2 separate regions of the Homo sapiens genome follow, and region 1 is linked to region 2. A link is a loop called in an ENCODE intact Hi-C map of the cell type or tissue named here. Cell type or tissue: CD4-positive, alpha-beta T cell. All regions are shown on one strand. Links, peaks and the distances in the headings refer to the core of each region. The heading gives the core; the rest is flanking DNA. Region 1 overlaps LOC101927314 (a long non-coding RNA gene). Region 2 has its middle 64 kb from the start of FHL5.

Region 1 (16,821 bases), core at 4,821-12,820, 770 kb before region 2:
CAGCAAAGGATGGTTTGATAATTTTAGAAAAAGGTTTGGCTTTAAGAAATGTCAGTGTGGCGATTCCTCAGGGATCTAGAACTAGAAATACCATTTGACACAGCAATCCCATTACTGGGTATATACCCAAAGGATTATAAATCATGCTGCTATAAAGACACATGCACACGTATGTTTATTGTGGCACTATTCACAATAGCAAAGACTTGGAACCAACCCAAATGTCCAACAATGATAGACTGGATTAAGAAAATGTGGCACATATACACCATGGAATACTATGCAGCCATAAAAAATGATGAGCTCATGTCCTTTGTAGGGACATGGATGAAGCTGGAAACCATCATTCTCAGCAAACTATCACAAGGACAAAAAACCAAACACTGCATGTTCTCACTCATAGGTGGGAATTGAACAATGAGAACACATGGACACAGGAAGGGGAACATCACACACCGGGGCCTGTTGTGGGGTGGGGGGAGTGGGGAGGGATAGCATTAGGAGATATACCTAATGTTAAATGATGAGTTAATGGGTGCAGCACACCAACATGGCACATGTGTATATATGTAACAAACCTGAACGTTGTGCACATGTACCCTAAAACTTAAAGTATAATAAAAAAAAAATCCTAAAAAAAAAAAAAAAAAGAATGTCAAGATAACAGAAGCAGGAACTCCTGCCAACCAAAAAGCAGCAGACGAGTTCTCAGGTGCCATTAAGAAAATCAGTGAGGAGAAAGAATATCTGTCTGAACAGGTTTTTAATACAGATGAAAGTGCCTATTCTGGAGGAAAAAAATGCCACAAAGAGCATTTATTAGCAAGTAAGAGAAGAGGAGTAGGACCAAGATTTAAGGCAGGAAGGGACAAGCTAACTCTGCTGTTTTGTGCAAATACAGTTGGGTTTTTTATCAGGACTTTCCTTAACTATAAAGCTGCTATCTCCTGAGGGAAAAGATAAACATCAGCTGACATCTTTTGGTTGTACAACAGGAAGGCCTGAACAATGAAAACTCTTCCTGGATTGGTTCCATTAATGCCTCGTCCCTGAAGTCAGCAAGTACCTTGCCAATAAGAGAACCCCAATAGAGAGATCATCGTGAAAGTCTGGAAGGATTACATCATTGAAGATGCATTTTTGTTACATAAGAAGCCAGGAAAGTCATCAAGCCTGAAACAATAATTTCCTGCTGGAAAAAATCTGTGTCCAGATGTCATTTGTGACTTCATAGGATTTACAGCAGAACCAAGCAAGAAAATCATGAGAGGGATTATGGATATGGCCAAAAAAAAAAAAAAGTGAGGGGTGCAGTGTGAAGAGTTTCATGACGTGGATTTTGGAGAAATTCAAGAGCTAACAGTTACCACACCAGAGGAATTAACAGAAGACATATTAATGAATATGAGTGCTTCCAAACCAGTGCCGGATAATGAATAAGAGGACACAGAAGAAGCAGTGCCAGAAAATAAATTGGCATTAGACAATCTGGCAGAAGGGTTCCAATTATTCAAGCCTATTTTTGACTTATTTTACAACATGAACCCTTCTATGTTGTGGATCACTGAAACTAAAGCCAATGGTAGAAGAAGGATTGGTACTACATGGAAACACTTCTAGAGAAATTAAAAGGAAAAATGTCAGACAAAAATTACAATGTATTTCCATAAAGCTACATAGAGTGTGCCTGCCTCTCCTGCCTCCTCTTTCACCTTCTCTGCTTCTTTCACCTCTGCCACTCTGAGATAGCAAGACCAACCTCTCCCCTTCCTCCTCCTCAGTCTGCTCAACATAAAGATGACGAGGATACTTTTCTGATGATGCACTTCCACTTAATAAATAGTAAATATATTTTCCCTTCTTATGATTTTCTTAATAAGATTTCCTTTTCTCTAACTTACTTTATTTCATTAGTAAACAACTGCAGTTAGAGGAAAAGGTAACTCTTCACTTTAGCCTATAAAAGGTCATTTTTTTAAATTCTCTTTTTTTGTTATTTTTGTTTGGGTTTTGTCTAGGAGGCAGTTCATTTGTTTACATTTTATTTTATTGCAAGAATACAAATATAAAAATATAACATATAAAATATGTGTTAACCGGCTGTTTATGTTATCAGTAAGGCTTCCTGTCAACAGTAGCCTATTAGTAGTTAAGTTTTGGGGGAGTGAGAAGTTATACATGGATCTACTGCATGGCCGATCAGCATCCCTAACCCTTTCTTTGTTCAAGGGTCAACCATATTTTCTTTTAAAAGTTATTTTTTTTTTAGCTAAATTGCTTTTAAATGTACTATATTCTACCTAAAGCTACATTCTTATTCACAATGTACTTCCTATACTTTTTCTCTCTCTCCCTTTGGCATCCTGGAGAATTGACTGCATCTGATATGAAATCAAATGTCTTTTCTACCCCAACACAACTGAGAGACATAATTCATTCAAGAGTAGTGTCTTGCTACACTAGTAACTGTGGGATAACAGGGAGTACACACTTCTAAAAGGAACAGTCGCCTAAGATTATAAATAAATAAACAACCTGGGTTAGAGGAAAAGATAACTCTTCACATTAGCCTCTAAAAGGCAATTTTTTAAAATTCTGGTTTGTTGTTATCTTTATTTGGGTTTTGTTTAGGAGGAAGTTCATTTATTTACATTTTATTTTTTATATTTCTTATTTTGTGTCTTTTTAAAATTTATCAATTTACATATTTAAGGATTAAATTGCCTGAAGGTACAAATACAAACATAAAAAATTTAGCTAAAATACATAAAGCACAGCAGCAGCCATCAGCATATATTACAATACCAAGTAGCTCTCATAAAGATGCCCCCAAACTCAATAGGTTGGATTTCCCTGCCAAGAATAATTAGAGCCTCCACCAAACTCCACAAATCTTCTTGTCACCAGATAACGAACCTCAGAATTAATTTCCACAGTGCTGTACCTATTCTGAGTTGTTCATATAGAAAAAAGACCTGAACTGTTAAGAAATATATAGATCATCACTGATACCTTAAGATATACCTAGAAACAAACAACATTGAATGCAGTAGCATTATCAAATATCTAATAAATATGGTATTTATATTTAAAAGTACATGGTCTCACAGGGTACCTCACCTAAAGCAATGCAAGTCTTCTCATTTTAATGGATAGGGATGATGGGGTGGGGGTGGAGATTGGGGGTTGTTTGGTAACCAAAGTGACAGCCTGTGAGATAGAGGGACCAAACACAGAAAGATTTTTAAAACTGGAAATACAGTTTACATTATATTTGTTGTGCACATATATTGACTACTTCTTGTCAGTGAGAGGAGCATTTATCTAAATTATGGGTTAGCCAACCTTTTCCGGTCAAGAAAGAGGAACACACTACATGGTGCAGTAACACCAGTGCCACCACCACCCAGCACAGGCATTGTACCTTACAGTCTACAGAGTACTTTTAAACTCACACACTCTCTGTATCTTTGTGCTCATAAGACATGCTCTGTGAAATAGTTAATAGATATCACCCTTACCCTCATTATGCAGATGAGAAAAATAGGCTCAAAAACACTAGTTTATCCAAGAAACCAACATAACGTGAGAAAATAATTTTGCTTATGTTTCTATACCACATTCTGAAGTCCCATTGGCCTGACCTGGCCTGTTTCACACTGACACTCATTGTAACTTAGCTGTTCTGCAAGTTGAGACCACACCATCTTCCAAGGTGCACACTACCTCTACACAGCACAGTGATGTAGGTAAACAATTGGTTCCACTACTTTTTTTTTTCCAGTGTCAGAGTCATAGCTCACTGCATCCTTGAACTGTTGTGCTCAAGCGATCCTCCCACCCCAGCCTCCCAAGCAGATAGAATTACAGGCACAAGCTACCACGCCCAGCCCCACTACTTTGTGATTAAGAGTAACCTTTCACAGATTATTTTGAATTCCAGTTCCCACAGCTTATAATAACAAGCTTGCCAATGGCTTTGAAAATTAAATGAAATTCTGTTTAAAAATTGTGCTGCCAATTATGAAATGCTACAGAAAATTTCACCCATTCAGTTGGTCAGCTACAAATATTTAAGTGTCTTCTGTGTGTCAGGTACCGCAAATATAATCATGAGCAAAACAAATATAGTTTCTCCCCTCCTGATGCTGAATTATGGTTACTAGTCTGAATGATGATTATTAGTGATCTTAGGCTGATTGGTGTACTTAAAACAGAAATCTGTAATAAAGTAGCATTTTCATAAAAGCAAGTCCAGAAGCAAATTGAGTAACACAAACAGCATAAAATGTGAGAAGATATTTTCATATATTTAATATAATAGCTTGATGATTATAGACTGTGTCTTGTTTAAGATGCATGGCAACGGAAGCACAGCCATGTACAGAATAACGACATTTTGGTAAATGATGGACAGCATATGAGACAGTGGTCCCATAAGATTATAATACATATTTTTACTGTACCTTTTCTATGTTTAGATACACAAATACTTACCATTGTGTTACAATCACATACAGTATTAAGTACAGTAACATGCTGTACAGGTTTATAGCCTAGTAGTAACAGGCCAGACCATATAGCCTAGGTGTGTAGTAGGCTATGCCATCTAGGTTTGTGTAACTATACCCTGTGATGTCCGCACAATGACAGAATTGCCTAAGGACACATTTCTTAGAATATATACTGACATTAAGTGACACATCACTATATGTGAACAATCTGGAAACAATTCATAGATAAGCTACAGATATGGTTAATTGGTTAGAAAATAATATCTATAGAACAAGTTTAAAGGACCAAATTTGTTATCCTAAAAGACAGAAAAAAATCAAAAGAAGCTTAGTAAGAGTTGTCAGGTTAATTCAGTTATGTAACTTCTGCTTCTTTCCGTCTCCACTGAGGACAAGTGCTCAAATTGAAGCATAAAGGTAGTCAGATTTGTGGCGGGAAGGTCCTACTGTAAGACTTTTTAAATAATTGATTGCCAAAAAAGAGAAAATTTTATTTCCTTAATTCTTTGAATAAGAAGTGACATTCTTTTGTGTCTGAAATTGTGTGGATATGTGAAAATAAACTCTAATTTTTCAAAATCCAGAAATCCCTGCTACTTTTATTTGGTGTTCATTTCCCTATAGTTATGTAAAAGGATCTACTATCTCTCATTTAAATTTATTCTGAAAGAGTGGGACAGAGAAAGAGGAGCTGAATTTAACAATTGTCTTCATTTTTATGAAAGAACACCACATGGAAATTAGAACAATTGTTCTACATGTCCTTAGAGGCCAACGCCACAAGGAATTGGCTTAAATGAGAACATGGAAGATTTGGGTTAGACAATTCCTAAGTACTAGGCAGAGAAGAGTAGAGCGGGTCAGCAAGCATATGTTTAACATTAGTAGGGTTGGACGACTGGGAACAGAAGTACCAAGTGGGTTCTATCTTGAATGGAGACATCTGCTATTCTAAAAATATAACTTTTTAAGGTCCAACTTAAATCTGCTTTTGAGTAGATTTTCTACAGTGTCAACTCAGTATCGTGGATTTAATTTTTCCTTCTTTTTTTTTATTCTTCCAGAAAATAGAAATATCGGTAAATTTCTCTCGGATTCCACCTACTAACCATCAGAGAAATCTACTATTTTATTACTATGGTATATGATAAGACACTTTAAATATTAAAACTAAATCTATTATGTATCCATAATGTCTACCTCAGCAGTTTTTGGACAATTGTTACGTAGAAATTTCATTTAGATTCTATTTATTTATATCCCACCTCTTTTAAAAACTGATTTGAGATAGTTTTCAACAAGATGTCATAATAAGGTTAAAAAACAGATATTAAAAAGTTAAGAAAAAGACAACTCAAGTGTCTGCTTTCTAAGTTGTTGTGCTTGACCTTTAAACCTGGCTCCTGGCACCCAGAGCATAAAGAGAAATGCAATATAATAAAGACTATTATAGTTCACAGTGAAGAAGCATTCCAGTTTCTAAGGGAGAAAAGCTTCTTATAACACTAGATTACTGATTTCAACTTTTCTGAAAATAATATGAATATATATACACCGAAGATAAATCAGAGAGTATAAAAATATGAAACATACTTTTTAAAAAAAAAATCAGAAATCCTGCCCTCAGAAACAGCCATTTTTATCACTTCAGTGTATTTCCTTCCTATCTCTTTTCTGTGCATTCTACCTACTTTAGTTCCAAGTATATAATTTTGAGATTTGTTTGATTTGCTTAACATGAACCTTTTTAATGATTACATAATGTTTAATTACATGGACATAGTAAACAAATCATTACTTTAATGTAAACTCTTCAGATCATTCATAAATTTTTACCATTATAAATGGTATTTTATTGACCATCTTTGTATAGAAACGTTTATCTGCAACTCTGACAATTTCCTTTAAAAAATATTTCTAAAATTGAAGCTACTTGATCAATGGCTATAAACATTTTAAAGATCCTGCTGTTAGAGACAATCCTTGGAGTGATACGTATGCTGCTATATAAAAGAATGAGGAAGATCACTATGAACTGATATGGAATAACTTCCACAACATTTTGGTAGATTTAAAAAACAAGGTGCAGGCCGGGCGCGGCGGCTCACACCTGTAATCCCAGCACTTTGGGAGTCCAAGGCAGGTGGATCACCTGAGGTCAGGAGTTTGAGACCAGCCTGGCCACCATGATGAAACTCTGTCTCTACTAAAAAAATACAAAAATTAGCTGGGCATGGTAGCAGGCACCTGTAATCCAAGCTACTCAGGAGGCCGAGGCAGGAGAATCACTTGAACCCAGGAGGTGGAGGTTGCAGTGAGCCGAGATTGTGCCAGTGCACTCCAGCCTGGATGACAAGAGTGAAACTCCGTCTCAAAAAAAAAGGAAGCAAGATCACATATGTGCATTTTTCTTATTTTTCTTTCTTTGTTACCTTGAAGGAGTCATCTTGAAGGGGCTTCTACTGGCCAAATCTGGGACAATGAGTACAGTAATGAATTATAAGTCATTTTAAAAAATTGGAATTAATGAGTCTATACAGACAAATAAGAAAGAAGGGAGGCAATTTGCTTACAATAGAATGCTTAGGGCCAGGTGATAAATGTAAAGGGGGTACTGGAGTTGAAAATCAGCATTCTACAACCATCACAGTAAAGATAGGAACTAACAAAATGATCAATAGGTACTAGGTTACAGGAGAATTTTATAAAGAGTAGAATATTTTTATGTTCTTAAAGTGTTTCTACACGGGAAAAAAAATAATTACATAATGAAGAAATCAGACCACTTTTGACCAGGTAAATGAAATGAACATTGTCAAGGAAGGGCAGATGGACATCATGTGCTTCCAGATGTGATACTTTGAGAAAGCCACAACATCACATAAAAAGCATTTCAACAAAGAATGTATAATCAGAATCTAATGAGGAACATTAGACAAACACAACATGTAGAATCATGTATTAAAGAAAAAGAAAGCAGCTATACTCTTCAAAGAAGTCAAAGTCATAAAAGACAAACTAGGGCTGCAGGACAGTTCTAGATTAAACGAGGATGAGGAGACATGACAACTAAATGCAACAGCTGATCTTAGACTGGATCTTGTACTGAAGGGGAATAAATCAATATAAAAGACTATTGAGTCAACTGACAAAATTATTAAATGAATGGTAGATTAGATAGTAAACATCATTGCATTAATGTTAAATTCATCAAAGCCAATAACAGTACTGTGGATATGTAAGAGAATATCCCTATTCTTAGGAAATACATACAGAAGTGTTGAGGTCACGATTTTTGTATCTTAGCTTCAAATGGTCTGCAAGGTAATTATAAAGCAAATGGGTTAGAATATTAATAATAGATCTAGGTAAAAGTCATGCAGGTGTTCTTTGTACTAATTATATTCTTGTAACTTTTTTTAAGTTTGAAATTATTCACAAGTAAAAAGTTTAAAAATTAAAATAAAATGATTTTTCCAATTTGCTCACCCACCAATAATAATTATTGAAGATACTTCCTTCATTTCTTCCTTATAGCACAATATTATTGTTTTTTGTAATCTGCTATTTTGACAGGGAGAAATAGTATCCAAATGTTCATTTATTTGTTACTTAATGAGGTTGAAATATGTCCATATATTAGCAATTTATATTTTTCTTATTTGTAAATTATTTTTTGTTTGTAAATTATTTTTTTATTTCTAGGAATTATTAAAAGACTGTTCTTTCAAATAAGCTACATTGAATCATGAATATGGTGAACAAAATCTTCAACTACATTTTTATAGAAAATTCAGAATTGAATGTTACAAGGCTTCTTCCTTCAATAAATTTAATAATGTTGAAGTATGATTGACAGGAGGTCAAAGTACATAGTTCCCTTCCAGAGAACTTCAGTTTTCATTCCTTTAAAATACCCATGCACTACAGGTAGATTGCCACTAGGTGGGAGTAGTGCTCAGTGAAGCAGTGTAAGCAGCCAGAGCACCTCGATGTGTTGATATCCAAGCATTCATTCATTCAACAAATCTAGAAGTCTCTTTTCTAGGCTGCTGGTTCTTTGCACCCAATTCCTCACAGATTTAAAAGCATGTATTATCAGTATTTTAGTCAGAGATAATTTCTTTCTTAAAAATTATTTCAAAAAGAAATGTAATTATTATGTGAACAAGTATCAATACACTTTAAATTTTTAAAAGAAATTAGAATTCTATGATACATGATTGATATCTTACCTCACTACATATTAGCTGTCCAATTAGCAGTTTACTCTAACTCTACAGACCCCAAAATGGAATTTACTATATTTCACCCTGGACTCTTTAATCTAAGATCAATTTCCCCCTAGTTGGATTAGTCATCCCTCTGATTCTCTCAGTTTAAGAAACAGATCTCAAAGCAAAAGAGGTGGCCTACACCTCTCTAATGGTTCCACTAATGCTGTTCATCTCACACTCCTCAAATCTACTTTCAGGTAACAAGGCACCAAAAACATAAGAAAAGCATTTATGGCCAAGGAAGTACCCTTCTTCCTTTCTGGACTGGTCCCTCTTTCTCCCACTCAAAAGGAACCATTTATCTAATTTTTATACATAAAATGTTTACTTCGATTTTCTTTATGACATTGCTCCTTCCATCAATAACTTCTTCATTTAAATATAAATAAAATTAGCTACTAATGAACAGATCTAGTACTTGTACCATTCAGCAACAGGACACTTTTTAACAAGACAAAGAAATTCAACACTTAAACAACTAGAGTGAATAACAAGAGGTTTAGAAAGTGGCAAAAAATTACCTCATCATACCTTGTGTTATCCGCATTTTAATATAAGTAGACCAAAAAAGTGTCATGAGACTTTAGGGAAATATAAATAACAATTTTCAATTAACACTTTTGATTCTGAATCAAACAGCAAGCAACCTGTGATTTTCCTTACTGAGAGGTTTCCTTTTGAAAATTATCTCCACTCACCTTTATGTCTTTGTGTGTTCTGCCTGTGTGACATATATTTAAAAATCAGTATCTATACAATGAATGGGATTCAGATTTACTATTTTCTATTTTGTACAACACATGTCTGCAACAAAACATTATTTGCCTATATATGTGTATGAGTTAATAATGAGTTCTCAGGACGCTTGACTTCCTTAACCTACTTCTGCTCCTCTATGTCATTTTCCCTCCCCATCTCTTGCTCCCACATCCATTTCCCTCCTCCCTTCTAAGCCTCTATTCTCAGTTGTCTCTCCTCAACCTTCTGCTCTGAGCCTAAGACCTCATTATCTCTGCCCCAAACATTTGATAATCTCCTAACTCCCTTCCTTCTATGATCTCATCCCACAAATCTAAACTTAACTTCACAGAAACCTGGCCCTATCACTCAAAAGTCCTCAGAATTCCCATCACTTAGAAATAAAGCCTAGATTCCTTAGAAGGAAATAAGGTTCTTTGTTTTCTGATCTCTACCTTCCTCTGAATAGTGTCTTCCACCTGCAATTTAAAATCCAGCAATTCCTAATTAACCCAAGTTCTCTAATCATATGATTCATCCTTTCACATCTCTAGAACTTTGCATGAAATTTTTTCTTGTCTGGAATGCTTTTGACCTCACACTCCACAGCCTTTTGGCAAACCTTTATTCATTCTTCAAAGCTCAATTCATTTGCTTTCTCCCTGAAGTCTTCCTTATCCCCCCGCCCTGACCCAGCTTTCCTTCCTTTCGTCCTTCTGCTTTCTTTAATATCTTATCATTACTAAAATATTTACAGATTAAATTAGCCCTTCCATTTCCTTAATTATATTTTATGCATGGAGGAGTCATGAAAAGATAGACATTTAGTAATATCAGTCCCCCAGGAAAATTTTTCAAAACTTTTAAAGCTATGTATAAAAATAGTGGCTGGGTGTAGCGGCTCAACCTGTAATCCCAGCACTTTGGTAGGCTGAAGAGGGAGTATTGCTTGAAGCCAGGAGTTCAAGACCAGCCTGAGCAACGAAGTGAGACCCCTATCTCTATGAAAAATAAAAAATAGCTGGGCATGGTGACACATGCCTGTGGTCCCAGCTACTCGAGAGGCTAAGGCAGGAGGATCACTTGAGTCCACAAGTTTGAGGCTGCAGTTAGTTATAATCACTCTATTGCACTTCAGCTTTGGTGAATATAAATATATTAATATGTAATAAATATAGTAATATATTTATTATATTTATATCGATAGATAAACATGTATTTATGTATGTAGATCTTTTAACTATATATGTAGTATATAAATACATATAATATATGAATTTTTATATATATATACATAAATATATAAATATATATAGACTATATATATAGTCAAAAGATCTACATACAAGTGCACTTTGATAAATTTTGCATATTTATAAAATATTTAGGGAAAATGTTGATTAGACGATTTATTTCAACATAACATTAAAATCTATGTCCAAAATGCAATTCCTATAGGTAAAACAAATCAAAAAAGCCTCTATAGTTCCCCAGATCTGCTAATTCTCATTTAAAACATTTAATACAAGATGTCCTATGATAGGAAGATTCTATTCAAGATTACAGTACCTTCTATTCATATGCATAAAATAGGATGTGCAAAAATGAATAAAGAATGCAATGAGCATATGTTTATGTATCATCAGATCAAAATAAAACATTACCTATATAGTGGGAGTCCTACCCAGGGCCCATTCATTGACCATACTTCTCTCTCCCATCAAAATGACCACTGTGCTGAACTAGTTTGTTTCATGCTTTTTAAAATAGTGGGTGTGTTTGTGTGTGTGTGTATGTATGTGTGGGTTTCACATGAACATACGATCTAAGCAAGTAAGTGTTTTACTAGGGCTGCTTTTTTGATGCTATTTTTTAACGGTTTTAAAAAAGAAAACACAAAGAAACCTATGTGCCTGTCATAGCTCTAGAAATTGAGGTATAGATGGAAGTCACTGAATCTAATATGTAAACAAAGACAGCAATACTTGCTGCATTCATTAAATCCACCATCTTTTTCTTTTCTTTTCTTTTCTTTCTTATGCAGACATTCTGCTAGGTGCCCAGAAGACAGAGTGGAACAAGACAGGGCTTGCTCCACTGGAGCTCACAATCTGACAGAACATATATAAACATATAATTATAATACAGTATGATGTGGGAAGGCCAGGATTAGAGATAAAGGATGGATAGAGGATGGAAAAACGGACTACGAGGATGTAGCAGGAAATGCTCCCTGAGGAAAGCAAAATCTTGGCTTAGTCCTTACAAGTTAGAAAATTTCCAAATCCAATAAACAAGAAGGCTAGTAAAGGAGAAATAAAGGTAATTAAAGCCTATTAACTTTCTGATTGAAGTTCAAAATTCTTTTACTAACACAGTTGAAATTTGAGTCCTAAAAGTTTTCTGAAATGAGTGTCTCTCAATTTTAGATCCAAATTAACTACTTGTAAATTAGAACCCATTCACCTTTATCCTTAGGTGCTTATATATATGTAAGTCTGATACACTTGAGTACATAAAGTTCTATATCTGTAATTGGGGACATAAAATACTCAACAGTCTCACAAGTAGTACAAAATATTTAACTCAGAAACCCACCAGCTGCCAATACAACCTGTAGAAACAATAACTGAAAAAAAAAAGAAACAAAAACTGGCATAGAAGATCATTCCAATAAGAAGACCCAACCTTCTCCTGTAGAAATAGGGCCAGTTTCCAGCCCCTCCCTGGAACTAGACCAGACTATAACAAGGAGGTTTGAACAGCACCAAGGGTCTAGCCTAGGCTTCATCCACAGAAGCCCTAGCATACTGTGTATAACCTGTGTCCAGTCCTGAGCTTGGGATCATCAGACAGCCCTAAAAGAAAGCTAGGTTCCCAGTGACCTTCCAAAGCAAAAGTGGTCCATGCTGAATCTTCTCCACCCTTCAACTCCACATCCTTCAGAACCGCTCTTCTCTTCAGGTTATCCTGTGTCACAAACCAGAAATCTCAGACTCATCAAATTGTTCCATACCCATTTGCCTCACTCATGAATTCCTAAATGCATTATATTACACAAAACACACAATTGTGTATGTGTGTGTGTGTGTGTGTAATTGCCCTCAATGTAATATATTTTATTCTTACCTTGATGTTGACATAAACTCCTGGAATCAGAAAATAAACCTAAAGTATGAGCCCAGCTTACCAAAAGGGACCTCAATGGCAATCTTCAAAGATGAAAATACAAAATATACATATTACCACTGCCTCAAACCATTAATCAATGATCCATTGATAAGTAAGAGTTTTGATCATGTTTGGATTTATAAGTTTCTATAGCAGTGAATGAGGTCCGAAATTATAAATCCCTGCCTTTATTCCTGCCTCTTGCAATCCTTTTTTTTTTTTTGAGACGGAGTCTTGCTCTGTCACCAGGCTGGAGTTCAGTGGCACAATCTAGGCTCACTGCAACCTCTGCCTCCCAGGTTCAAGTGACTCTCCTGCCTCAGCCCCCCGAGTAGCAGGGACTACAGGCACCTGCCACTATGCCCGTTCACACTTTAGAATTAAAGTATTCTTTATAATATTTAAGAATGATCAGTTGGCTCTATTTCATGACCTTGAAACAGTGTCCAAATTCCGTAGTTATAAACCTTTTCAAAATGTGGCCTCATCTCTCTTCATTCATCTTCCTCTCACATTTACCACTGCAGCCATGTTAAATTTTCCTTAAGAACCATGTTTATTCCAGCCTCCAAGCTTTTGCGCAACTTTATTCTCTGTCATAACATGCTTCCTAACTTTTACATCTTTCGAAATCCAACTCGAATATTCCTCCAGGTAGCCTTCTCCAATCTTGCCTGTTAGTAATCACGTAATCACTTTGTCCTCTTCTGTATCCTACATGTTGTATTACTGCATTTACCACAGTGTAATATAATTAATTTACATTTGTGTCTCCCATACTTTACCACACAGTTCCTTTAAGACAGGACCTAAAAGTTACATTTGATACCCCTATGGGATACAATAATACCTGTAGTATAACAACTGACACATAGTACAGGCTTTATGTCAATTGAATTGAGCTAAAAGTGCTATGCCATAACCGGTCTAATACCCAATCTCTTCCATGATTGATTTTATTAACAGTTTAGTCTATTTCTGGCCAGTTTGGTTCTCTTGGGAAAAAGAAACAATGGTTTACCATGGTAATATCAATGATGGAAATGGTTATGCTTAATGTTGCCCTATACAGAGTCCCAATTACAACCCGTAATTGTTATTTGATATAATGTAAGTAATAATTGCTAATGCTCATTATTGCTAATATCAACTGTTTATTATGTTTCTGGCATGAAACTATATGTTTTTATATGATTATCTAATGAAATCCCTAAAACAACTCTTCCTGATTTCTTATTCAATAAATCTGCTTTGATGTGACCTCCAGGTCACTTTGGAAATTAATTCATTAACTGATTATTTTGTGGCAGTACACATAAATTGTCTTCAGAGAGCATTTGTCCAGTATCCCTGAAGAGAAAGAGTCAGGATATACACATGAAAATGTATTTAAGACTTTTTCCTGAAATTATTTGCTTCAGGGGAATTTAGTGTCTTTGCCCAGTGAGTCTTCCAGGCTGAGTTTAATACACGAGTGAATTAAAAACGTGAACAAATGGCAACGCTGCAAGCATGGTGAGTTTATTGACTTTTGTCATGTAGGAATATCTACTGATAGTAAAGTTAGTGGCAGAAATGCCTGATGTGGTAGACTTTGCCTTGTTTGACATACTGATATATAAATGAGTATTATTGATTAATTTTTTAAAAAGACAATTTTCCACAGACTAGAATAGAATCTGAAAATGCTATTAACCTCACAGCAATGGAAAAGACTCTAACTCAATTTGATGGAGGCAGCTGAAGAGAAATTCAGGTTAGGGGCCAATCACTTCAGAAAAATTAGTTCACTGTACCAGTTGCAGTAGCAAGCAAACATAGTTTTGAACAACCTCCGACTGTATTTGATGTTTCCAGAAGCTCTGAAACACCAGTAGGGAAATATGTGCACAAGTGTCAAATTCTTAAAGCATCCTTTTCTGTTTGTTTGTAGGGTTAAGATAACAACAACAACAACAATAGCAACAACAACAACAAAACCCAAGAGTGCTTGCTTGTTTATGCATTCATAAGAATATTCCCAAATAAAGAAGACTCCTTCTCAACTTTACCAGCTCACATGTGTAACTTAAGGATGGCCTGCATAGGACTATACAATTTTCTGCTTTTTTTCTATTTTATTTAGATAGAAATAAGCATAACAAGTGAATTGTTCTTTGAGAGATGTTGGACTAAACGATTTCATTGATTCTGACAGTTTGAAGACTAAAATTATAAATGATAAAAGTATGAGATTAGAATTGCAAGGACAATTCTAATCTTATACTTTTATTAGAATTGCAAGGACAATTCTAATCTTATACTTTTATCATTTATAATTTTAGTCTTCAAACTGTCAGGATCAATGAAATGCTTTAGTCCAACATCTCTCAAAGAAACACAAGAAGGAGAACATCACACACCGGGGCCTGTTGTGGGGTAGGGGGAGGCGGGAGGGATAGCATTAGGAGATATACCTAATATAAATGATGAGTTAATGGGTGCAGCACACCAACATGGCACATGTATACATATGTAGAAAACCTGCACATTGTGCACATGTGCCCTAGAACTTAAAGTATTATATATATATATATATATTATATATATATATATACACACATATATAAAGATTAGAATTGTCAGTAATCTGAATTGGTTTACGAAGAGGAAATCTGCTAGTAAAAACAGGACAACTGCTAGCTGTGAAGATGTGTTTTATGTAAGAAATGGTAGGGCAAATCTAAAACGATTTGAGTTTTACAAATGTTGTTATTTGCCCAAATTATCCAGCCCAAAATTAATCCTCTCTATATATTAGATACTGCAATCAATTCTTTTATAAAAATTATTCTCTCATTTTTATTAAAATAGGACAGTTTCTAACAAGGAAAAATAAACGTTTCAATGTATATTTTTAACACCTAGTTAAAAGCATTAGTAATAGTGGGAAATTGAGTTAGACACGTGAAAGTGACTGGTTAAAAATATTAAAAGGTGACTATGAATGTATTTTTAGCAAAATGATATATTTGTAAAGAGCTCTTACAAATTAAGAGAACCACAAAAGAAAAAAGTGTACAAATCAGCAATCCATTCATCCAAAGAACGATAATTGGCATGTAAGTATAATGATAAAAATAACAATCTTCACTAATAATCAAAATACAATATCAAAACATTAGGCCATGCATGGTGGCTCACACCTGTAATCCCAGCACTTTGGAAGGCTGAGACAGGCAGATCACTTAAGGCCAGGAGTTTGAGACCAGCTTGGCCAACACAGCAAAACCCTGTCTTTACTAAAAATTAAAAAATTATCCTGGTGTGGTGGTGCACACCTGTGATCCCAGCTACTCGGGAGGCTGATGCAGGAGTATCGTTTGAGCCCAGGAGGTGGAGGATAGAGTGAGCCAAGATTGCACCACTGTACTCCAGCCTGGGCCACAGAGCAAGACTCTGCCTCAAAAAAACAAACAAACAAACAAACAAAAATCAATGTGGTAGCACAAAAAAAAACTAACAACATTTCAAAATATTGATAATACCTACAGGTGGGAGGCATGGTAAATGCTACTTATATAACCCTTTGAGAAAGCAATATATAAGGCTTACAAAATTTTTTATATCCGTTTGATACATTAACCTTACTCCTCACAATTTAGTTTTTTAAATAATCCAAAAGAAAGGAAAGGTATATGGATGTAACAAAATTGCAAAGAAACTAAAAATATCCTCAATATCCAATAACGTGTAAAAGATTAAATAAAGTATGCTATATCAACCAATAGGACTTTGTACAAGAATTAAAATTTATAAATATAAAATTTATAAATATGAATATAAATTCGAAAGAAAAATATTTATCACAAAATAGGTTGAAAAAATCATAGACATATATATCTGTAGAATGATAATTATATAAAAATTACTTATACATAAAAGACCAGGAAGAAAAGTGAAAAATTACATGCTAATTTATTAGATGTAAGAAGAGTGGTCTACATTTATATATATATAATATATATATTTATGTATATAATATATATTTATATATAATGCATATTTATATAATACATGTTAATAAAGTCTAATTTATGTAAAATATTTTATATCTGCTACTAAAATGTGGGCATCTACAA
Region 2 (16,821 bases), core at 4,642-12,641:
TGTAGCAACTTTTTGACTAGGCCTCTTTTTGCATTTAGGAAAACAGGTGGAGTTATTTGAATTTGAAAGAGTCTACTGGGTGAGGGTGAGAGGCATTGAAATGGGATTAAGCTATCCATTTATTAGGTTATTTAGGGCTTACGTTAATTTTGTGGCTAGCACAAGTAAAGCATTCTGCTGCTTGGGGAAGTGTTTTCTCTAAAATATTCTAAGTACTTATTTTGTTGGTGGCTGCAAGAGTAAACATATTTGTGAAGTTTTTAGAAAAAGAGACTTCATTCCTCATTACAAGGAGATTTACTTGAATATGCAAGTTGTTATTTTGAATGGTGAAAGCCACATTTATGTAGAACTTCACCATAAATATGATCTTAAGTAGCACCTACTCTTAATCATATTTAGATACTTCCAATGAAAAAGATTTTCTGTTTGATTTTAATTTTAGAGGAATGCTACTTGCTTAGCAACAGCCCCATTCAACCTATCTAAAATGTTGGCGTTGAGAACTTGACATTTTATAGTAGATTCACGTTTATTTGCTGGAATGGCTGATACAAAGGGTTAAAGATCTCCATGCTACCTAGAGTAATAAATTGAAAATTAATTGAGATGACTTCCATCTATCTTCAGATTCTATGACTTTCATTCTTCCCACACTGATAAAAACAATGTAAAAAATAAGTCAAATTGCAGTAATTGAAAGCTGATCCTCTGGTCTATAGGGGCAAAATGGCTTTCCTCTTCAGCCCTGTGAAGCTGGCTGGGGCTCAGTGATTACACATCAGCTCTGCAGTAGAGCACTTCAATATGAGGATGCATTGCTCACCGTAATTTTGTTGAAAAGGTCTGTATACTATTGCTGTCATCCTTTTTTCTTCAGAAGAATTTAAGTATTTACTCACAATTGTTTAGTCAGGAATAAAACATCAGGTAAGAAGAGGCTGTTTTATATTATAAACCACAAGTCAATTATTTCTTCATTTTTAATGAACAATGGATCACTAGTTTCAAGTTAGAAGCAAATGCTGATTGACAATAAAGTCCGTTAAATACTTGCAAATGCTAAATGCAGTATAAAATACATTAAAGCCACATTTCCTGTCCTCAAATGGCTCATAATTTAAGATGATAAAGTAGTCATATATTCACCCTTCTGCTTTACTTAAAAATTAGACTCAAAGGAGAGGGGCAATTAAGCTGCCAATAAAACAATGCCTTGCCTAGTCCTTCTTAATTAAGTCAGCTTTTTGTTAAGTAGGTTATATCTGAGAATGTTTTGGGAAGGGGCAATTATTACCAGTGGGCACAAGGGAACATTTTTGGTGATGGAAGTGTCCTATGTGTTGGCCGTATTGGTGGCTATATGAGTGAACATATTTGTCAAAACACATCAAACTACTATTTAAAATGCATGTATTTTAATATATTTAAATAATACCTTACCTTTAATTTAAAAAGCCATCCTAGAAATGAATATAAAGCCCAACTAACTGATAGAATATTGTTCAAAGGATATGTGCAATCAAGTCAGAGAAAAGGAAACACAGATGGCTCTGGAAAAAAAAAATAACATATATACACATATATACACATATGTGTATATGTGTATCTATATGTATACATATATACACATATGCATATATATACACATGTGTATAAATATATATATATGTGCTAGATTCCTCTCAAAGCAAATTAAAATAACTCGAGATACATTTTTCATATATAAATTTGGAGAAAATGATTGATAACAAACACATTGTGTGGGAAAATAGATACTCTCATATTTGCCTTGTTGAAGTATAAATTGGTACCATTCCTATGGAGGGCAGTTTGGCAACAATTAACAAAAACAAATGCATATATTTCTTTTGATCCAGTAATCCTGCTTTTGGGGAATTTGTCCAACAGATATACTACATGCAGGCAAAATGACATTTGTATGATCTTATTACCTGTAGAATTGTTAATAATTGCATATGATTCCTTAAGTGCCCAAAAATAGGGGACTGGCTAAATGAATTATGGTACATCCATGTAATGGAATACTGTGTAGCTGTAAAAATGGGAAAGTCTCTATATAGTGACATAGATAACTCTCTTAATTAAATGAAAAAATAAGGCACAGTTTCCAGGAAGGTAGAGTAGAAGTAATTTTCCCTATTCCTCTCTCTAATTACAAATCAAAATCTTAGACATTATACATGCATTAAAAACAAAACAAAGAAAATGTAAGAAGACTCTGAAAGGTAGAGAGAAGGTAGCAGACCAGCTACAAATCTCAGGACCCAAGAAAAACAAGGTGGTGAGTGCCGTGGGTTTTCTTTCTGCCTTATATACCCAAGACTTGTTGCTAAAAAAGCTGGCATCCTGGAAACACCGATGAGAGCAGACAAAAAAAAACAAAAAACAAAAAACAAACAAAAAACCCTCAACAAAAGCCTACTCTCTCTAGTGAAAGGACCAGAAAATGGGCAGGCTAGCATGACAGAAAACTTTTAGACAATAACTACTCCAGCAAAATACCACAGAAAAAAATTATGTCCTTACTCCCAACCATATGAGCAAAGGCTGAGTGTAAAACCATCCCTCCACTTGTCCCTCCCAGAGCCCTGGTGTCAGGGTGGTGTCAGAGAACATACACTAAGAAGGAATCTTAAACTTTGATCCACATTCGGGGATAAATTGGACTCAGTCAAAATTTTAAAATTTTCTTTTTGAAAGACCATGTTAGTGGATGAAAAGATAAGCTACAAACTGAAAGAAAATGTTTGTAAGCCACATATCCAACAAGGACTAGTATCTAAAATATATGAAGAACTCTTAAAAGTCAACAGTAACAAACAAACAATAACAAAAACAAGCAATCCAAGTAGAAAATAGGAAAAAGACATGGAGAAATTTTACCAAAGAGGATATACAGGTGGTAAATAAACACTTGAAAATTTGTTCAACATCATTAGCCATTAGGAAAATGCAAATAAAAACCACAATAAGATATCGCTGTACAACTATCAACATAAAATATAAAATTGAAACTAATTAAAACATGAAATGCTGGTAAAAATATGGAGAAACTGAATTACTCAAGCATTGCTTATGGGAATGTTAAATGGTAAAGCTGCTGTGGAAAACAGTTTGATATTTTATCATAAAAGTGAACATCGCTATCTTATGACCAAACAATTATATATGCCTGGGCATTTATCCCAGGGAAATGAAAACTTATGTTCACCCAGAAACTTGTACCTGAAGGTTTGTGGTGGCTTCATTCATAATAGGCAAAAATTAGAAACAACCTACTGGGTGAAAACTTAACTGTGGTACATTACTATCATAGAATACTACTCAGCAATAAAAAGTAAGGAGGTATTGGCATATGCAACGATGTGAAATAACCACAGAATCATGTTGAGTGATGAAAGTCTGTTTCAAAAGATTATATAGTACAGAATTTCATTTATATAATGTTCTTGAAATGACAGAAATTTAGAAATAGGAATACAATTTTGGTTACCAGGGGTTAGGAGGGAATGGGAGTGGCTAGAAAGGGGGTGTGGCTATAAAATGAACAGCTTGAGGGATTCTTGCAGTGAAGCCAGAGTGTTATCAATGTTATTATTCTGGTTGTGATATTGTACTATAGTTCTGTAAGCTATTGCCTTTGGGAGAAACTGGTAAAAGATACATGGGATCTCTCTGTATTATTCTTACAACTACATGTGACTCTACAATTATCTCAAAATAGATTTAATTTTTAAAAGTTGATGTTCAGAATAGCAAAACTTATGCTACTTTATGTGTGAAATTGTGAGAAAAAATCTGTAATTGTTTTATTCTAAATGAATAATGGAATGCTGGAAAGATATATAAGAAATTTAAAACTTAAAAATGTGGTCACCTATGGAAGAAGGGATGGAGAAAAATGGGGACAAGAATAGAAAGGAGATCACTGTACACTCTTTTAACTTTCCAATTTGTGTGTTTTTCCATTTTACATTGTAAACTCCCATGGATCAAGTGTGTGTGTTATTTTGACCATACCTGCACAGTGCCCTATGGAATTATTTAGTAATTTGTTTAATGCTTGATAACTAGTCTATAAATATGAAGATTTTCATATGATAGTGATTAGGTGGTTTTCTGGAAGGCAAATCTATTTGAATAAAAATATAGAGCATGGAGAATGGATTAAATGGAAACCCCATTTACCACGATGTTTTTAGTATTCATTGCATGCCAGTATCAAAACATCTCATGTACCCTGTAAATATATATGCCTACTATGCACCCACAAAAATAAAAACGTTAATAAAGTAAATAAAACTGGAAGTTTGGTGGTGATATAGAAGACAGTAAGAAATATAAGAAAGAAACATACATGTGACATCTTAACAAATTTAATTGTGTTTTTTTCACTCTCATTTTATTCATTTGACATTAACTTTATCATTTTGGAAATGACTTCTTCTGTCAGCTCCAGCTGCTGGGTAACTATAGTTCTTAACTCTTGAATCAGTGTCCATTTTCTCTGTCTGCTTTGTTGACTCAACGTTTATCTCTATTACTGTGTGTGTGGGTGTGTCTGCGTGGGAGGTGGATGAGCAGTAAAGAAGAAGGAAAAAGGACATATTTGTCTTTGGGCTTCTATTTATTTTTCAGTTCACACTATATCCCAGAAAGCCCCCACATTTAAACATTTACACGCCAGGCACTATGTAAGTGCTTTATACATTAGTTAATCTTTGTAACAATGCTAGGAGGAAAGTTGTATTACTATCATACCTATGATATAGATAAGGAAAATAAAGCTGAGTGAGGTGAAAAGCTTCCCCAAGGTCACATAGCTACTAAGGGATAGAATCAAGATTCAAATCCAGGTCTGTCTGACACCAAAGTCAATGCTCTTTGCTGCTGTCCTTATTTGAGTAAGGAGTTGTAGTATGAACTTTAGGAGAGCAGATGTGGATGCTGTGAACCACATAGAACATATCTCCGGGGGCGTTAATGGGGAAAGAGCTAAGAAATGGGTCATAAATTGGCCAGACTATAGCGGTCAGTGTATGAAATGCTGAGAGCTCATAGGTGCTCAGGTCATCTTGAAGAAAATACATGCTTTGCAGGAAGAATGAGGGATTGAGGAGATGCTGGTCAAAGGCTACAAAATATCAGTTAGAAGGACGAATAATTTCAAGAAATCTATTGTATAACTTAGTGACTACAGTTAAAAGAATGTATTAATACTTGAAAATTGTATATTTTAAGTGTTCTCACCACAAATAAATAATATGTGAGATAATGCATATGTTAATTAGCTTTATTTAGCTATGCCAGAATGTATATGTATTTATAAACATCATGCTCTATGCTATAAATATATACAATTTTATATGTCAATTAAAATAAATAAGAAAAGAATACATAAGAATGAGGCAATATCTGTATGGGAATTTCTGTGATAGATCACTGAGATGAAAAGTATGTTAAAGGACCCATCTCACAAAATGGAAATCATTTTGTCAAAAAAATGAATGTGGGAGAAAAGAATGAACAAAGGATTTGATGTTTTGTACTGGGGAAAAGAATATGGTTGTACCTATTCATAGGGAAAATGGTAGTAGAGCTATCTTGGTTAAAAAAAAATAAGTAGCCAGGTGCAGTGGCTCATGCCTGTAATCCCAACACTTTGGTAGGCCGAGGCGGTGGATCACGAGGTCTGGAGTTCAAGACCAGCCTGGCCAACATGGTGAAACCCCATCTCTACTAAAAAAATACAAAAATTAGCCAGGCGTGGTGGTGGGCACCTGTAATCCAGCTACTTGGGAGGCTGAAGCAGATAATTGCTTGAACCTGGGAGGCAGAGGTTGCAGTAAGCCGAGATTGCGCCACTGCACTCCAGCCTTAGTGACAGAGCGAGACTCTACCTCAGAAAAAAAAAAAAAAAGGCAAAAAAAGCAATACTTCTATCACTGGCTCTGCAAATGTGATAGGCTGTTATCCAGACATAGAACAAGGAAGAGGAGTGGCTATTGGACAAAAGAGGAGAAGATGTTGGTGTGAAGTATATGTGGAAATCATTACTCAAGACAATTAGGATGGCTAAGCCTGTTTTGACAGCATACTTGGAAAGAGAAGGATGGTGTCAGACAAAGATCAGAAAACCAGACTCCTAAATTAAAGAAAAAGAAGAAGTAAAGAGAAAGTTGACCATGAATCAGTTCAATGATAGATTGATGGATTTGAAATAGGCCTTTGAAAGAAAACATCAGATGTGTACTATCAAACTGTGCAACTGTTTAGGATAGAACTTTTCACTGTGCTAAATTAGATCAGCGCATAATTTTCAGTTAATTTTTGACTGATGGAAATATCACTTTGATGTGGTCTGCTGTATCTGACTTCTCCTCACGTTTGGATTTCTGCTACTGAAAGTGCACTCCAGGGACCAGAGCTATAACCAAGTGCCAAGCCCCATTCCAATAACAAAATTAACCATTATGGCTCTTTAGGAATCTCCAAGATAGTCTTCAATTTTAAATTATCTCCTTTCCTTTCTGTGCCCCTACACATGGTGAGGCCAGTATTTATGCCTGGCTTTCCCAGATAATTGCTGGGTGGCTACTAGCCCTAGTTGAGACAATGGTTTAGAAAAAGCCTCTTACTGATTTCAGAAAGTCTACATATACCACAGAAGACATACTACTTGCTGTGGCCCCTACCTCCAGGACTTCACGGACCAGTTAGCTACAGATTAAAAAACTTTGTCTAGGGAGACAGACTTAATGCCGATCCAATTTTCTTCAAGAGGGAAAGTCCGAGTCCAAATATCTGTTGTATCTGTTGTGGTTACCACCTTTTGAGTGCCCTTCCTCCAAGGTCAGTCTCCCTCCATTGCATTGTCCCCAGTTATGATGAAAGTTTCTCCACAGGTTAAAAATTACCACTCAATCTACAGCCTTTGGGACATAGAGGAAACTTCTGTGGCTTGTTAAATCACTGTATTTCGGTATTTCACACAGTATATGCTACTGACATTTAATCAGAAGAAACAACTTTTTTCTAAAACTAAATTGTTAATAAGGAGATTACAACTATTTGACAAGAATAAAACATAGTCTAAAGTTTGGAAAAAGTGCTAGGGGAAAATGGAGTAAACTTTGATGTAGTCATGAGGCCCTTTATACTCTTGTTGATTAAAATTTGCCTGATAAATTACTTTCTGGAAATAAAATTTAATTCCTCCATGCCACTCACACTCCCCAGTGTCAGGGCATTCAATAATAAATGGGATCTGGATAAAATGCATTCTTCAAATGTAATTATTACTTTAAATATCATATAATGATTATCTCTTCTTTAAAAGACGCTTTTACTTTAAGACATGCATACCAAAATTTTATAGATTAAATAATATGTCTTGGATTTGCTTCAAAGTAATGCTTGTGTTAGTAGGAGGGAATATGTGGAAGTATAGCAAAAAGATTGAGTGGGAGATAATGTTTGAATCTGGGTGATGGCTACTTGCGTGTGTATTATACCACTCACTCTACTTTTGAATATGTTTGAAATTTTCCATCATAAAAAGCTCAAAAATAATATAATGGTCACCCTTAAAGCCAGTCAGTTCTCATCAACATTATTACTTTTCTCAAAGGCAAATCATTCAGAACTACAAAGCAACTGTACATTATACTCACTACTCACCTCTGACCCCCTAGGTCTTCATTGGGCAAGCAATGTTGGCAAAATGTTTTAACTTTCCAGGGAAAAGCTTCAGGGAATTCAGCTTGACAGGGTGAGTGTAGAAGAATTTATACTAAACTTTTATGTGTTTCTGCAGAATCCCTTCCTGCTGGATCAAGAGACCTATATGTTCATATGCCAGAAAAAAGGTGAGGCTCTAAAAAGAGAGGAGAGATTATGGACAGAACTTGGTTTTATTAGTCTCTATGAGCCCTGGAATCAAAATATATGTTAAAAGATGTTTATAAGATTTACTCAATTAGAATTCTCTTGAAAATTCTATTAAGTACTTTTCTAATACTCTTCTTTTTTGCAAAATACCAGAGTTTCTGAGTTCAAGTACAATTTCGCCCAGAAAAACAATAGTACACCCAAATGTACTGATTGTTTTAGAGTTGGTCTGTTACATCGCTGTTCACAGATATGTTATGCCAATTTTTCAACCAGCTCAGCAGCTGCAAGATTAAATAATAAGGTAGAGACCATTATGGTAAGTGCAGGTATAATTTTAGTTATAGATAGAGAGATGGATATTGTTTATAAGTTGATCCACTGTTTATGGGAATTTTGGCATAGTGTTATATATTCAGGCTTGACTGGGTCAAATCTGTCTTGACTTTCTCTCTTACAGCATAGCCTTGGGCAAGTTATGAAACCTTTCTGTGTCTAGTTTTTCCCTAAGGTCTTTCACTGTGTGTAAATTAACTGAATTTATGTTCATAAAGGATCCAGAACAGAATTAGTTCTTGTGCTTGTGCTTATGAAGCTTATAGTAATAAATATGCTATTAGACTTCAATCCTAGAATGTTAGACCTGGAAGAAAATACTATAATTGCTTAGTCTATTTCTCTTATTTTATAGTTAAAAAGCTTGAAAAAACTGCCAATGTCCAGGTTCCACCACCAGAGAATTGGGCCTGGGGTAGGGCCCCCAGGCAAATCTAATATGCTAAGAGGGATGAAAACCATGACTTACAAGTTACAGGAAACTGTCCTACTGGAGGCTTTTCAGCTTAACTCTAATATCTGGCATCTGGATAGATCATTCTATGTGGGCTCTCAGCCCTTCTCCCAACATGTCTGTGCATCTGTTCCTTCTGTGTTAGAGCAGAGTAACACAAACATATAATTAGTATGCTCATACCTAATATTTATAACTCTGAAACCTCTGATTTTTCTTTCCCAGCTTAAAAATACTGATGTGTTTTAAAATGCCACTTGTGAAAAGGCTAGCATTGCAGGGGTAGAGGTGAAAGCAATTTGCATAACTTCTGGAGCTTAGAAAGGAGCCTGGACTAATACAGTAATAGTGCTTTGGACAGTAACAATTTTCTGCCATCTAGTGGATAATTCAAAGAATAAACCATACGTTTACTTTTTTTTTTAAAAAATCGCATTTTCATGAAACTATGACTTCTAAGTATCCTGCCACTTTTTTTTTGTTAGTAAAACAACTACTTTTCCACAAACAGTTCCTCAAATTTATTCTTTCATTGGTTTTATTGATTGATTCTTTTAATGTGAATAAAATTATGCCTCCTTTTAAAATGTTGCTAGAATGATGGGGCACAGTGGCTCAAACATGTAATTCCAGCACTTTGGGAGGCCAAGGCAGATGGGTTGCTTGAGCCCAGGAGTTGGAGACAAGTGTGGTCAACATGGTGAAACCCCATCTCTACAAAAAATACAAAAATTAGCCAGCCATGGTGGCGCACACCTGTGGTCTGGGCTACTCGGGAGGCTGAGGTAGGAGGATCGCTTGAACCCGGTTGGCAGAGGTTGCAGCGAGCTGAGATAGCGCCACTTCACTCCAGCCTGGGTGACAGAGCCAGACCATCTCAAAAAAAAGAAGTTGCTAAAAAATGTGGACACACAAAATATAAATCCAGCATGCTCCATTTCTAAATGTTTGCCTACTTAGAGGCCTGTAATAAGGATCAATTGTGCTTATATTTGGCTCTTTCTAAAGTTTCTCCTTTCTAATTTTGGAGGTCGTAGTGTCCAAGGTTAAGAGCATGGTTTGGCCCTAAAGCCAAACCTCTTACTTAAAACTCTGGCCTTCTTGTAATAACTGTGGGATCTTGGAGAACTTAACTTCTTTGTGCTCCAGTTTTCCTATCTGGTAATGATAGTATATACTGCATAAGGCTACTGGAGGAATGAAATTCATGCAGTCCTTGGTGTTCAGTGTTATTAATGCTTTTATCATTATTGTTTACATGTGTATCAATGTTTACCAGTTTTGAGGAAGAAATTCAGAAGTGACTTGTCCTGTGACTCAATTCAATTTTAAAACTCAACATTTATTTAAGCTTATTTTATACCCAACATTATGGGAAATACAATGCTGAATGAGACATTGCCCTATTTTGAATCAATAGTTTCAGATGACTATAGGATAATTAACTATATAACTCAAAGCAAATATAATGAGTATGATATGAGAATTGTCATAAATACATAGGAGGGGGTGAATATTTCCAGCTGGAAAGGTTGACTTGTGAGTGATAAATGGCTAAATTTTAATTTGGAATTAATTGCATAAATGGCGATGATAGGGAGGACTACCCAGGTAGGAGACTATTTTGAGCAAAAGAACCAAGTTGAAGAAAATCCAGTATTTATTTATTTTGGGAGCAATGAGTAATAAGATATGGCTAAAGCAGAATGTTTCTTCATTCTTTCACCCAACACTTATTTCAGCACCTTCTCTGTACTAGGTTTTGTTCTAGGCAATGCATATTTGATGGTGAATAGAATAGACAAAGACTCCATCCTCAGAGGTACCTATTCTAGTGGGGAAAAATGCTGATAGAGTAGCCTACGAAGAGCCATGAGGCCAGATTTTGGAGGTGAACTAATGGAGAGCCAGTAAAGGCTGCTGAGCAAGATGAAGCCATAATCAGATGCTAATTAAGAAATATTGATCTGGTGGAGGAAAGGTGTAGGATAGATGAAAGGATGAGGCCATGGAGATACAAAAACATGTTTTAACAGGAGATAATTTAAAGCATCTAGATGAGAGGTAATGAAGCTTGAACCATGGCAGTGAAAAGGAGAAAACAGTCTTAAGAGACATTCAACAAGTGAAACAAGACCTGCGACCAGCAGGAAGTGGGTATGTGGGAAAGGGGAAATGGTAACACTAGGCTTTCTGCAGAGAGTGGTGGCACCATGTATTTGTATTAATAGCATCACTGATATCATAGACTCTGGAATCAGATCCATACGTATTGTAATAACTCGAGCCAATTATTGTCCCTCTTTTAACCTCAAATTCCTCATCAGTACAATGAGAATAATTTAAAGTACCAGTTTATTAGATTATTGTAGAAAATGAAGGCAAGCGCATTTCATATTCCTAGGGACATGGAGAGTGCTGGAGGTTCTTACTGGGGGAGGTAAAGAAAGCTAAGACAACATCACCTACACCTGCCTGCATTTGCTTCAGATGTATTTGAAAGGGAGATTGTTGTCACTTTAAGGTAACAATTATTCACAAAGAAGATAACTAGCTGAAGATTTTCAACAATTATTGTACATTATGATTACAAACTAAAGGTCTTTAATATTTCTTTTGAGAATCAAAGCAGTTGTGGGTTTTGATATTACTCTCCTCATAAACTGACAAAAGCCTCATACTGGCAGCTAGAAACATACTTCTTATGAGAGATAATAGAAGATTTTATGAAAAACCTAAGAATGAGAATTAAAGTTTCAATACCCAGAGAGTTTTTATTTCTCCCAGTTTTAATATCTGTCTCTGAACATTTTCTAGCTGTGGACTTGTATTTCTGTTCTTAGAAGCTACATATTGAGTTTAATACTGGGGCATCAGGCAAGAAAAGTGTGGGTGCTAGTTAAGGACCAGGTAAATGGATAAAGAAATGCCTAGATGTTTATTTTCTAGAATTCCATCCGAAGTAATTATGTTAATATCCTAAACTTATATCCACTAGGAATTAGTGCACATTAAGAGAAGGAGAACACTGGAACAGGAAAGGTGAAAGTGTCAAAAAAAAAATAGGAAGCTTAATAAGGAAGAACAAGAGAAATGCTGTACCATGGGAGGATTGAGGCAGCCCATAAATGCTGTTCTGGTATGATAAAATAATTTAATATGTCCAAAGCTACACATACTCAGCGTAGGTTAAAGTAAAATTGGCTGCATTTTTGAGGAACACAGAGAATGCATTTTGAGATTTAATCAAAGTAAGTACAATTGCATTTCTAGCTGTCTGTACACACATGATACAAAACTTGGACAGATTGACTCCAAATTTGGCAGGCATATTTAGGATGGTCTGGCTTAACAAAAAGCTATGCAATGCCTAAAACATCTACTTTGAGGGCCCTAGAGGAAACTTCAAATATAGGCAGTTATTCTCCAAAGCACCTGAAAATTAAGTGTCTCCAGACACCCTGTGAGTGCTGGTTGAGAAAGGCATATTCTATAGATTAATAGTATATGGACAGAGGAAACAGTGGTATCAAAATCAAAACTTCAATGAAGATACTTGAAACTAGAGGCATTAATTTGCCATCTAGCTGCTTCTTACATGGGCAACTCTATACAACATGATTGAGGCCAATAGCAAAAGGGATTTACATATTAATCATGATTATTGACAACTGACACTAGGAGAATATTATAGCAATAATATTTTCACAACTAGAATTTAATTCAGAAAGTATTTATTGGCTGTCTACCCAGTGCCAGACACTTCACTAAGCACTGAGTTTATCAAAGATGAATAAACATATGATATAGGGTCGAGTAGGGGTGGGAAGGAAGGTGAAGATAATTGACATTTTAATAACTTTATAATATGTTGAATATGTTCCAGGTAGATGTAAAGCAGTTTGCATATATTTTATTTCATATTCACATCAAACTTTTTGAGATTTATACTGGAAAATTGAGAAACCAAGGCTCAGAGTTCGGTAACTTAACCAAACGTCACATAACAAGCCCGTGGCAGAGCTGGGATCTGAAACCAGCTTTTCTGACTCCAAGAACCATCGTTTAACCAGGTTGCCTATCACTCCTAACTGTAATATAAACCAAGTTGTTTAAACTTCTCACAGAATTATAAAAAAGAAGTTGCAGGAAATGATTAAATTTTGCTAAGGGATATTAGTAAAGGTTTCACATAGGAGGCAACTTTGATCTGGGCTTTAGAGGTTGACTAAAATTTTGACAGGCAGGTGAGAGGAAGAGAATCCTAAGCAGAGGAAACAGCATGGGCAGGAGCACATAAAAATTAAAGTGAATGGTATTTTGGGGAAACAAAATAAGTCTGCAAGGGAAAACGAAAAAATTGTGGCTTTTCTTACAGGGCTCAGATGTAAGGAATTGGTGAGAGGGAAAATCCAAGATAGATTTAAAAAAAACCCAGCTTTATTGAGCTATAGTTTACATATCATGCAGTTCACTCATTTCAAGTCTATAAGTCAATGATTTTTAGTAATTTTATCAAGTGGTGCAATGATTACCATAAATTAGTTTGAGAATATTTTCATTCTTTCCAAAAAGTTTCCTCGTGGGCATTTGCAGTTAATTACAATTCATGACCCTAACCCCAGGAAACCACTAATCGACTTTGTCTCTGGAAATTTGCCTGTTCTGAGCATCTTGTATACATGGAATCATACAGTATGTGGCCTTTTTGTCTGACTTCTTTCACTTAGCGTAATATTTCCAAAGTTCATTCATGTTGTAGCATGTATCAATACTTCATTCCTTTTTATGGCTGCATCATATTATATTATATGGCTGTATCATACTTCTTTCATCTATTTATCAGTTGAATACTTGGATTGTTTCAAGTTTGGGCTATTATGAATAATGCTGCTATGAACATTTGTGTGGACATATATTTTCATTTCTCTTGGGCAGATATGAGTGAAATTTCTGGGTTTTATGGTAGTTTTATGTTTAGCTTTTTGAGAAACTATCAAACTGTTTTCCAAAATAGCTGTATCATTTTCTATCATTTTCATTACTGCCAGCAATATATGAAAGTTCCTGTCCCTCTACATCCGTAACAATACTTGTTACTGTCTGTCTTATTATAGCCATTCTAGTCTGTGTGAAATGGTATCTCATTGTGGTTTTAATTTGCATTTCCCTAATGACTACTTTTCATGTACCCAAGACTTGAATTCAAAAAGCTCTATTTGGATGATGCATTAACTATGATGAGGAACAGAGGACGATAAGTGGAATTTGGAGGAAGGATAATAAAGTTATTTTTAGGTGTGTGCATGACATTGGTTTGAGATGTCCAAAAGGCAATGAGAAACCTGGGTCTGGAACTCAGAAGAGAATTCAAGGCAGAAGATGTATATTTGGAACTCAGCTATCCAGAGAAAGCAATTGAAATCATGGAATTAGGTAAGTTCACCAACAGAGAAAATATAGAGCAAGGAGGTCAAGAATATTTAGGAATATTTGTTTTTAAGAAATTGATAGAGGATGGTGTGCCAGTGAATGGGGCAGAGATTTAGGAGACATAGGAGAGAATGGTGTCATGGATGCCACTGGCAGAAAGATTTTGAAGAAGCTTGAGGAAGCCAACGATAGCAAGTGCCTATCTCATAGCAGACAGAAAGTTGAAGAAGCAATCATGGACTTTTGTGGCTACATATTAGTTGGTGATGTCTAAGAGAGTAATTTCCATGGAGGGGAGAAGACTGATACTAACTGTAGTCCTTAAGCCCAAAATTTTATCAAACTTTTCCTTTTTTTGTGCATGTATTTTGCCTCTTGTAACTATCTTGTAGTTTTGGAAAGTTTCTATTACATAGGGAAAACAAAAGTTTTAAAATTTTAATTTTTTATTTTTTTTCAGAAATGTCAAAATTTTTATCACCACACTCTTTTTCTCCATTTTTCCTCTATCCATACTCCTTCATTCATTTCCTGTTTGAGAGGTTGGGTTGAAGCTCTCAAATAAACAGACTTATCAGTGATGCTACAGAGGCAAACAAGGGATAGGATGTCATTTTTTAAAGAAGGAATAAGCCTTAAGGATTCAGTGTGTGGAATTCCGTAAATATCAAACTTTTTGTTTTTGTGTGTAGCAGGAATAGCATTTAATGTCACTGTTTGAGTCACTGGATGAATGTCTGCTGAGCTCATTAATGTTCCTCATTTAGAGAACCCTTTATGGACATCCACTCCATAAGTTTGTTAACATTCGTGGGAAAATATTTGACCCAAATACTCTTTGCTCCTCGGTGACAGGGATCATAATTCTATCACAGCGAGCTGTTCCCTTTCTCAACCACAGTGATATAAAATCCAGTCATTTCAAATACGTGTAAACTCTGTTATTTCTTTTATAGACTCCAACTTTGAGTCTGAATCTCGTTTCTTTTCCCTCCTTTTTGATTTCCTCCATATTGAACTGAGTATCTAGTCTAAAGCTTATCAACCAGAAAAATTCAGAATGGTTATAATTATCATACAAAACTTCTCTAATTCTCTCTGGATGATACATTTTTGGGACCATCTAAGAAGGCACATGGATGACTTGAATGGATGGTCTCATTTCTAAATTCTTTTGAGATGGATGGTTCAAATGAAGCCTTGATGTCCTCTCTCCTCGATATCCTTTTTTAAATGTTGACATAACACAATACAGATTCAGTAAATTCTGAGAAGTCTTAAGGCCAAATCTATCCTGGTGATGTATTTTCCCAAGTCTTGACAGGTCTCCTTTACCTCTCCCTGAAAAGAGGACCTCAAAGTTCCCATACATTTTTTAATGATGATCCCATCTCAGTCAATCCTGCAATGTTTCTGGTAGGATAATGAAGATCTAAAGACTTAATACTCCTGGAAGAAGAGGTTTAGGATAAAGGTAATACCTAACAACTGTAATTTCTAGTGATATTCTGACTCTTTCATTGAAGAGACACTATTCCAAGACAAAAAGTTTATCTTTTGGGTCCCCACAAGATCAGTACTTTTCAAAACCATGTGATTTAAAAAGTGAACTAGAAATGTTTGATGAGGGTGTTCTTTCAAATAGTCTTTGTGGAACATCTTTGGTCGTTAAAAGAATTCAGCTTCCAAGATTAATTCTGGAGAGTAACTAAATGATACTAATAATGTGGATTAAAGTTTCATGAAGATTTGTGTACTAGACATAAATTTTGCTTTAGATAGAATAAATAAGGGTTTAAAGCCACCAAGAGTTTTAGCAATTCCTTACATATAGAAATAAGAAATTAGCAAAAGACTATCTGCATCAAAGCAGAAAAATTCAATTGAAGTGGGATTTTTTTCATGAAATATTTTCAGAGTCACAGAAATAATAATTAGAGGATATTTTTAGTTTAGAATATTTTCACCATTTTATTACTGTAAGAAAGAGCATAGCTATGGATCCCCTAATTTAACAGAAGAGAGATTCTGTTTGGGTCGGACAATTTTGTTTTTTTCCTATTAATGCCCTGAAATAATATCTGAATATATAGTTATAATTTGAATGTTGTAAAAACAGATGGGTAATAGAAGGTAAAAGTTATCATGTTTCTTTATGTAATCGAAGTAGAAACACTACAGAATTTATTCCACACCTATTCTGTTTACTAAACAGTTAATGTAAAAAATAAATCTTTAAAAATAATGTGAGTAATATAGACTATGTAAAATGTAAATTTATTCAGTATAAGAGACTTCTAAAAACCAATGTATAAAATTAGCAAAAACTGTATCATTATCATAATAAACATCTATCTATAGGTGCATTACAGACTATGTGCTTGATTAAATATATCTAAAACATACCGTAACAACTATTTTCTTTTTTTTTCTTTTTGTTTTGAGAGAGAGTCTTGCTCTGTCGCCCAGGCTGGAGTGCAGTGGCGCCATCTCGGCTCACTGCAAGCTCCGCGTCCCGGGTTCACGCCATTCTCCTGCCTCAGCCTCCCGAGTATCTGGGACTACAGGCGCCCGCCACCGTGCCCGGCTAATTTTTTGTATTTTTAGTAGAGACGGGGTTTCACCGTGTTAGCCAGGCTGGTCTAGATCTCCTGACCTCGTGATCCGCCCGCCTTGGCCTCCCA

Evidence for each region. A loop is a pair of places that touch in the nucleus more often than their neighbours do. Peaks named below come from ENCODE experiments on the same cell type or tissue, not always from the same donor. Only the 100,000 strongest peaks of a DNase experiment are listed, where the experiment ranks them.
Region 1: a loop joins it to region 2, with 27 times the contacts of the local background. A loop is called at or near these places in 8 of 110 quality-filtered maps.

What each region holds. Positions count from the first base shown.
Region 1 is chr6:97,385,974-97,402,794 of GRCh38, reverse strand. All of the region lies in intron 1 of LOC101927314 (a long non-coding RNA gene), which reads right to left. Among named protein-coding and RNA genes, the nearest start is that of MMS22L, 110 kb to the right of the region's middle. In CD4-positive, alpha-beta T cell, for the core only: CTCF peaks have their summits at 8,245 and 8,451 (motif pointing right); a DNase peak (open chromatin) is centred at 8,474.
Region 2 is chr6:96,619,191-96,636,011 of GRCh38, reverse strand. No RefSeq gene overlaps it. Among named protein-coding and RNA genes, the nearest start is that of FHL5, 64 kb to the right of the region's middle. In CD4-positive, alpha-beta T cell, for the core only: a CTCF peak has its summit at 9,114 (motif pointing left); no DNase peak of the experiment used is centred there.